Regions from separate parts of the Homo sapiens genome. Here region 1 is linked to region 2. Evidence: read pairs that join two places in POLR2A ChIA-PET (ENCODE). Cell type or tissue: OCI-LY7. All regions are shown on one strand.

Region 1 (4,000 bases), 180 kb before region 2:
TTGACTCCCTGCTCCTGATGGATTTGCAGTGACATGCTCTAGTATCTTCATGATGTTTAATTAATGAATATTAATACACAGTGGGCCAGGGTTGCCTATTATGTACTTCACCACAGTCACACAGGGAGAAAGTTACTGTCGAACTCCAACAGAGTCACCTAAATAGCAAGTGCTGGGTGCTAACATTTTGTTTTTTTCTGGTAAGGAAGAATGGACAGTCCTCCCAGCTAATGTGGTGCCTATAGATCTTTCGTGGAATGTTCCCTTGCAAATATACTCACTGTTAGAAACTATGAATAACTGGCCAGACGCGGTGGCTCATGCCGGTAATCCCAGCACTTTGGGAGACTAAGGCAGGTGGATCACCTGAGGTCACAAGTTTGAGACTAGCCTGGCCAACATGGCAAAATCCCATCTCTACTAAAAATACAAAAATTAGCCAGGCGTGGTGGCATGTGCCTGTAGTCTCAGCTACTTGGGAGGCTGAGACATGAGAATCGCTTGAACCCAGGAGGCGGAGGTTGCAGTGAGCAATGCCACTGCACTCCAGCCTGGGCGACAGAGAGAGACTCTCTGAAAAAAAAAAAGAAAAAAAAAAAGAAACTATGAAAAGTATGCATAGTATGTATAAGGCCCTAAGAGAAAATGTATTTTTCTATAAAGTTGCTTTAGGCTTATTACAACAATAAAAATACAAAGTTGCAATAAAGCCAAGGATGTCAGGGATAAATTTTGCTGAGTCAAACTGTTAAAACATCTCTGTGTGGAAACCACACACACACACACACACACACACACACACATTTTGAACCAGTTACTATATATCGTCTGTTAGTGGCACATCTCAGAGTTTATTGCAGAGATATGCCACAAGGGTACGCTGGTGAGCATCATGCCATTTTGCTTTTGTAAGGCTATTTTCAGACACCAGACTGATTGCAAAATTGTGCTATTTTACCCTCTCTCAGAACCTCCAAAGATTCGCATTCCAAGACACCTGAAGCAAACCTATATCCGCAGAGTTGGAGAAGCTGTCAATCTGGTTATACCTTTCCAGGTAAGAGTTCAAGGGTCGCTCTTTTTCTCTTTAGAGGGCTGGATTAGTTTAGGAAGTGGGAAGAGGTACTCTAGCATTTAAGTTCATCATGATTCAGGATTTCCTCAGAGGGAGAGGAGGTAAATAAAGAATGAAAGAGTATTGGAGAATGATTAAGCAATCTCCTGCTGTCAAAATAGAGAAATCTATAGAAACCATCACAGATTTTCTTTCTGCATGAGACAAATGAGATATAGTCTTGCCTGAAGCTCAGCGACTATGGTGGGCAGGGAAGAAACATCAAGGAGATACCAAATGAAGAAATGCTTGAAGACTCTTTTGGTCCTATACGTTTGTAAAACCCATCATTTTAAGTGAAGCTCTCAGTGTAACATTCAGGAAAACAGTGTGTGCTTAGTTCCCACAATGACCCCAAACCAAAATAATTTCAATAAGGGGGACAACTGAAATTTGAAATAACGATGACACTAACTGAAATATATGAACAATATTAAATCATTGTTCCAGCAAAAGAATCTGTTCTTCACAAAATTCACTAGTCTTTACTTACAATAGTCAATTTTGGTCTTATACAAATACACACACACACCCTGCACCTCCCAACCCTTACTCTCCAACTCCCTATTCATATGACACCTCCAGACAGTGCTGTTCAATAGAACTTTCTTCAATGTTAGAAATGTTCTATATCAATGCTGTCCAATATGGTAGCCACTAGCCACATGTGGCTGTTGAGCACTTGAAACGTGTAACTAGGAACTAGTGTGACTGGAGAAATAAATTTTTAATTTTCTTCAATTTTAATTAATTTTAATTTAAATAGCCACGTGTACCTTGTGGCTATCGTATCAGCCAGCCTGGCCTTAGAATGTAGGTCTCTACACACATTTGACACTCATATACACACACACACACACACACACACACACTCACACACACACACTCACACATGCACACATGCACACACAGAGAGAACTCTGTTCAAACCCAGGCTCCCATGAAACCAAACTAAAGGGATGGCCAATTCAGGCCATCCTCATTGCACTCCGGGTGCAAACCTAAGGAGAGACATTGTGTACTACATACCCCCGGCATGAAATCAGAATGAAAGCCAAGGAGGAAGTGAAGCAGAACACAGCCCAGGAGGAAGTGGGTGGCTTGGCAAGGTTCTTCTCACTTTCCTTCTCTTGCAGCATCAAATAAAACCAGAAGTGGCAACAAGGCAGGTATTGGGGACCCAGCCCCAACCCTGCACTGGGGCTGCTGAGTCAGCCCTCAAGCCTCCACATCGTTCCTGCCACCACAACTAATCCCAGTTCCCAGATCTGGGGGTCTGCGTGTTCAGCTTCTGTCACTGAGTCTGAGAGAGAAAAAATCATGAGAACAGGGACCGCATAGATCTGGCATCCCAGAGACTGTTCAGCCCCCAGGAAGGGAGATGAGACCAAAGTGTGATGTTTGTATATTTGTGTAATCTCTAGAGTTCGCAAACATTTTCTCATTTGATCCTCAGAAACACCCTGTGAGGCAGGAAGGCCAGATTTCCTTACCTTGCTTGAGAAGGGAAGAAACTGAAAGGGAAGTTAAGTGACTTGCCCAATGTCACACAGAAAGTCAATGGTAGGGCCAAGAACAGAGTCCATGGCCCGGTCACTTAATTCAGTGGTTTTTTCCACTCTGTATATTATTAGAGAACCCACATTTTTCCCTAGTGGCTAACAGCAAGTTGTACATTTAAGGAAATAAGCTTGAACTGTTTTTCCCTATCTTCAACAACGTCGTTCTCTGCTTCCCATGTGTGAGTCTGAGCATCCCCAACCACTCTTCAGGCTCTGAAGCAGGGGTTTGGTGTGTAGCTCTACATCTCTTATTATAACCTAGCCATGTTCAGAGCCCACAGGAAAGCTGTGCCTTACCTGACAGAATTCATGCTTGGTTCCTGTCTGCCAGGGTACGCCTGGATGCTTGGGGATTCTAGGAAATTCCTTTGTAATAGAAATGGAAACTCAGGTTCATGAATGGGATTATGATTTCTTAAATTCTGCTCTTAAAGAATAGTTTCAACAGCGAGAGGGAACAGAGAGAGAATTCTAGACAAGTCTAAAATGAGCAGCACAGGACAGTAGAATAGTAATCATTAACATTTAGATGATATTGGCCGGGCACGGTGGCTCACACCCATAATCCCAGCACTTTGGAAGGCTGAGGCGTGTGAATCACATGAGGTCAGGAGTTCAAGACCAGCCTGGCCAACTTGGTGAAACCCTGTTTCTACTAACAACTAAAAAAATTAGCCAAGCATGGTGGTGCGTGCCTGTAAACCCAAGTACTTGGGAGGGTGAGCAGGAGAATCCCTTGAACCCAGGAGGTGGAGGTTGCAGTGAGCCAAGATTGTGCCACTGCACTCCAGCCTGGGCGACAAGAGCCAAACTCTGTCAAAAAAAAAAATTTAGATGATATTAACTACAAAAACTTATGTATTGGGCAGAAGCTTTCTCAGCACTTTAATCTTTATAACCACTCTTTGAGATAGGTACTACCATTATTCCCGTTGAGGCACAGAAAGCTTAGTAACTTGCCCAGGGTCACACAGACGTTAAGTGGTCAGGAGCTAGACATAGATTCCAGGGCCCCAGAGCCCATGCTCTTAACAATTATCCTGTGTTGTGCAGGCTTTTGGAGACTAGGAGACCCAGCTGGGAGACCTGGTTCCAGTGCTTACCTAACTGCAGGACCTTGGACAAATTATTTAACTTCTCTATCCAAAAAATGAGGATAATGATAAGCTTGATGTGAAGATTAAGGAAAATAATCAATGTTATGTACCTAAGGTAGTGCCTTGCACATAAAATACAGATTACAGCTTTGCTGCTGTAATTGCTCACCACCAGACTAGAAGGGTGGTATTTTCCAGCCCTGCCTAGAATGGGTTAAGCCACTGTC
Region 2 (4,000 bases):
GGTGACCACCCCGATTTTGTCAAATGCAGTTTATTAACCATTATACACCTATTGCTAAGCCCAGGGACTGACACATAGTAAGTACTCAAAAATATTTGTTGAATGAATGAATGACACTTGGAATTTCAGAGACATAAAAGTTTAGGGTGGTATATAAAACCTCAATCAATCAGTGATGATTGAAGTGTTTATTCTTTCATTAAGTATCCTACTTGACCTACAGGGAAAACATAGAGACCTACAGGGAAACATCAAAAACATAGCCTCTGGAATCAATCAGTGTGACTTGATACCAGGTCTCCTCTTATCATTTCTAAGTCTCAGTTTCCTCATGTGTAAAATGGGTATAATAATAACTTACAAGGCTGCTGTGTGGATCAAATGAGATAATGCACATAAAGATCTCAGCATGGTGCCTGATACATAGCAAGTGTTATAAGGTTAAAATTTTATTTATTCATTTTGTTATTTTATTATTATTAGTTTTTGAGACAGTGTTCCTCTGTCACCCAGGCTGAAGTGCAGTGGCGTGATCTCAGCTCACTGCAACCTCTGCCTCCCAGGTTCAAGTGATTCTCCTGCCTCAGCCTCCTGAGTAGCTGGGATCACAGGCCTGCACCCCTACGCCCAGCTCATTTTTTTTTTTTTTTTTTGTTTAGACAGAGTTTCGCTCTTTGTTGCCCAGGCTGGAGTGCAGTGGTGCGATCTCTGCTCACTGCAACCTCTGTCTCCCGGGTTCAGGCAATTCTCCTCTCTCAGCCTCCCAAGTAGCTGGGATTACAGGCTCCCCACCACCACGCCCAGCTCATTTTTGTATTTTTAGTAGAGGCGGGGTTTCGCCATGCTGGCCAGGCTGGTCTCGAACTCCTGACCTCAGGTGATCCGCCCGCCTTGGCCTCCCAAAGTGCTAGGATTACAGGTAGGAGCCATCACGTCCAGCCAATTTTTTTTGTATTTTTAGTAGAGACAGGTTTTGCCATGTTGGCCCAGCTGGTCTCGAACTCCTGGCCTCAAGTGATCCACCTGCCTCAGCTTCCCAAAATACTGGGATTATAGGTGTGAGCCACCATGCTCAGCATAAGGTTAAAAATTTAAATACCGCAACTCCCATAGGCCACAACTGTTACTCCTTTGTCTCTGTTTATAATTGATCTAAACATTCTCAGTAAACTCCATTTGGTTTGAGGGAGGAGGAAGGCAGAGAAGTAGGATGCCGCAGGAGTTAAACTTGTCAAATAAAGGTCCGTTAGTCTCTGCAAGATGGTTAAGATTATCTCTTGCTGAGTAAATATTAAATAATCTAATATTTAACTCCACATCAGAGCCATTTCATCCTTCTTTCTCTTACTTTTCAAGGTGTCAGGGTTCCATGGGCAAGCCATGTGCACTCTTGGCACATTTACCCATAAATGAGTCTCTCCATAGGCTTTGGAATCCTTGTAGGCTTCAAGGTTTTTGCTCAACTTAGTATTGATACCCTGGTTATGCTCAGCCACTGGGACACTGGGGACATTTGCTGCTAGAGTGTGCAGTATGACTATTGGTCTGTCCTCTTGGTTGGCGTATATTAGTCTGTTCTCGCACTGCTAGTAAAGACATACCTGAGACTGGGTAATTTATAAAGAAAAGAGGTTTAGTTGACTCAGTTCCGCATGGCTGGGAGGCCTCACTATCATGGCGGTAGACGAGTGAGGAGCAAAGGCATGTCTTTCACAGTGGCAGGCAAGAGAGCTTGTGCAGGGAAACTGCCCTTTATAAAACCATCAGATCTTGAGAGACTTATTCACTACCACAGGAATAGTATGGGTGAAAATGCCCTATGATTCAATTATCTCCACCTGTCCCTGCCCTTGACACCTGGGGATTATTACAATTCAAGGTGAGATTTGGGTGAGGACACAGCCAAACCATATCAGTTGTGGTAGGGCCCATTGATCTACAAATGTGACTTGACCTCACTTTTGCATCCCTTCAAGGCTCAGCCACTGCCTCCCTCAGACATGTGGTAGAGGTTATCAGGTCCCTGTCTACCCACTTCCTCATGGTGACCCAATGGCAGGTCACACTCAATTACCTTTCACTTCCCCAAAAAGGATGCTGAAAAGGGGTCTTTTGACTCTCTTCCAAGTCATCAAGGGAGGTCTGCACTGTTGAATTAGGCTAATTAGGCTACCATTACATCACCGTAAGCCTAGGTGCACTCTGCAGTGGTGTTCTCTCCATTTCAAAACAAGAAGTCAGGTTAAATCTGTCTTTACATATATTTTCTCTCTTCAACATAAACTGGGTTTTCACTTTTCTAATCAGCTACTGATGCAGGATTTTTTATTCCTTACCACCACTAGGTCTGGGTTCTCATCTCACAACCAGGAAGAATTAGGCATGCAGACACTTGAAGAGTGAGTGGAGCAGAATTTATTAAGTGAAAGGAAAGCTCTCAGCAAAAAGAGGGGACCTGAAAGCAGTTTACTGGTTGCCCCCTTCACAGTTGAATACCAGGGCTTAAGGCATGAATTTCTGGTGGCTCCACCCTGTCCTTCCAGTGCTGATGCAGGCCCTTGGACTGAGCAGCTCCATATTGATTTATTTCCCTTACTGTGTATGTGTTAAGGAATGGAATTTTCCACTGCAGGCATGTTTAGGCAAGCTCCCCGTGCAAGTTCCCTTATCTGCACAAAACATCTGGTGTAAGCACTTGTAGGGTGGGTGGGAGGTTCTCCGGGGACCCTTCCCTTACTGTCTGCCTAAAGCAAGCTGGCTAACACTTATCACTACAACCCCTTGAGTTTCAACAGGGAGAAGGAGCTATGTGTAAAGCAAGGGTCTTGGTGTCTAATCTCTTCCTGCACATCTTCTACACCCTGCACCACTAGACCAGAGGAAGGCTTCCCTCTGGGTAGACGTCCCTTTTAGAATTTTTGTTTTTCTTCCTTGACCTAAAGCTAGTTCTTCTCTTTCTTTTCCCTGAGGCAATAAACATCTCCTAGTCCCAAAGTGAGGAATGTTTGCAAGAACGGGAAAAAGTTTATAGAGAAAAAACTATTTGGGGAGGTACAACATTTATATCACCCTTTAACTATCAAATTTGAGTGTCTTCTGCTCCTCTTCTCTTTTTAGATTAATTATACAAAATCAAGAGTACATGTTTTTACATAGCTAAGATATATGATATGGTCTGGCTGTGTCCCCACTCAAATCTCATTTTGAACTAGAGTTCCCATAATCCCCACGTGTCATGGGAGAGACCTAGTAGAAGGTAATTGAATCATGGAGGCAGTTACCCCCATGCTGTTCTCGTGATAGTGAGTGAGTTTCCCCAGATCTGATGGTTTTAAAGAGCGTCCCCCCTACACCACCTTCACTCTGCACTTCCTGCTGCCACCATGTGAAGAAGGACATGTTTACTTCCCCTTCTGCCATGATTATAAGTTTCCTGAGGCCTCCCAAGCCCTGTGGAACTGTGATCCAGTTAAACCTCTTTCCTTTATAAATTACACAGGCTCAGATATGTCCTTACAGCAGCATGAGAACAGGCTAACACATAATATTTAAATTTTGATATTGAAACATTGGAGCTCAATACATATTAATGATGACATAATAACGACAGAATTGAGCAAAAGCACTGAAAACTGCACTTGATAGGAATTGGAATGCATTCTGCCACAAAGACCTGTTTATAAAAAATAAACATAAAAAAGTAATCAGAATACTTAATGCTTCAGATTTTGGTCTGCTGATGAGTAATTTGAGCCAATCTTAAATAAGACTTTTCTTATTTTAATTCTTTTTTTTTTTTCAAAGATGATGTCTTGCTCTGTCACCCAGGCTAGAGTGTAGTAGCGTGATCTCAGCTCACTGCAACCTCCACCTCCCGGGCTCAAGTGATTCTCCTGCCACAGCCTCCTGAAAGCTGGGACTACAGGTGCACAACACCACGCATGGCTAATTTGTGTATTTTTAGTAGAGATGGGGTTTCACCCTGTTGGCCAGGCTGGTC

What was found. Peaks named below come from ENCODE experiments on the same cell type or tissue, not always from the same donor. Only the 100,000 strongest peaks of a DNase experiment are listed, where the experiment ranks them.
Region 1: POLR2A ChIA-PET joins it to region 2 with 6 read pairs; 2 of 35 experiments call an interaction of 5 or more read pairs at or near these places.

Annotation. Positions count from the first base shown.
Region 1 is chr12:101,669,353-101,673,352 of GRCh38, forward strand. It overlaps MYBPC1 (myosin binding protein C1), which reads left to right. Exons shown (of 32, transcript NM_002465.4): 24 at 969-1,057. Among named protein-coding and RNA genes, the nearest start is that of CHPT1, 26 kb to the right of the region's middle. In OCI-LY7, CTCF peaks have their summits at 863 and 1,062; DNase peaks (open chromatin) are centred at 869 and 2,209; H3K4me3 peaks cover 759 bases; H3K27ac peaks cover 977 bases.
Region 2 is chr12:101,852,871-101,856,870 of GRCh38, forward strand. No RefSeq gene overlaps it. Among named protein-coding and RNA genes, the nearest start is that of DRAM1, 23 kb to the right of the region's middle. RefSeq lists an enhancer at 1,913-2,412 and cis regulatory regions at 1,922-2,139, 2,392-3,068. In OCI-LY7, no CTCF peak of the experiment used is centred here; DNase peaks (open chromatin) are centred at 2,051 and 3,931; H3K4me3 peaks cover 536 bases; H3K27ac peaks cover 1,443 bases.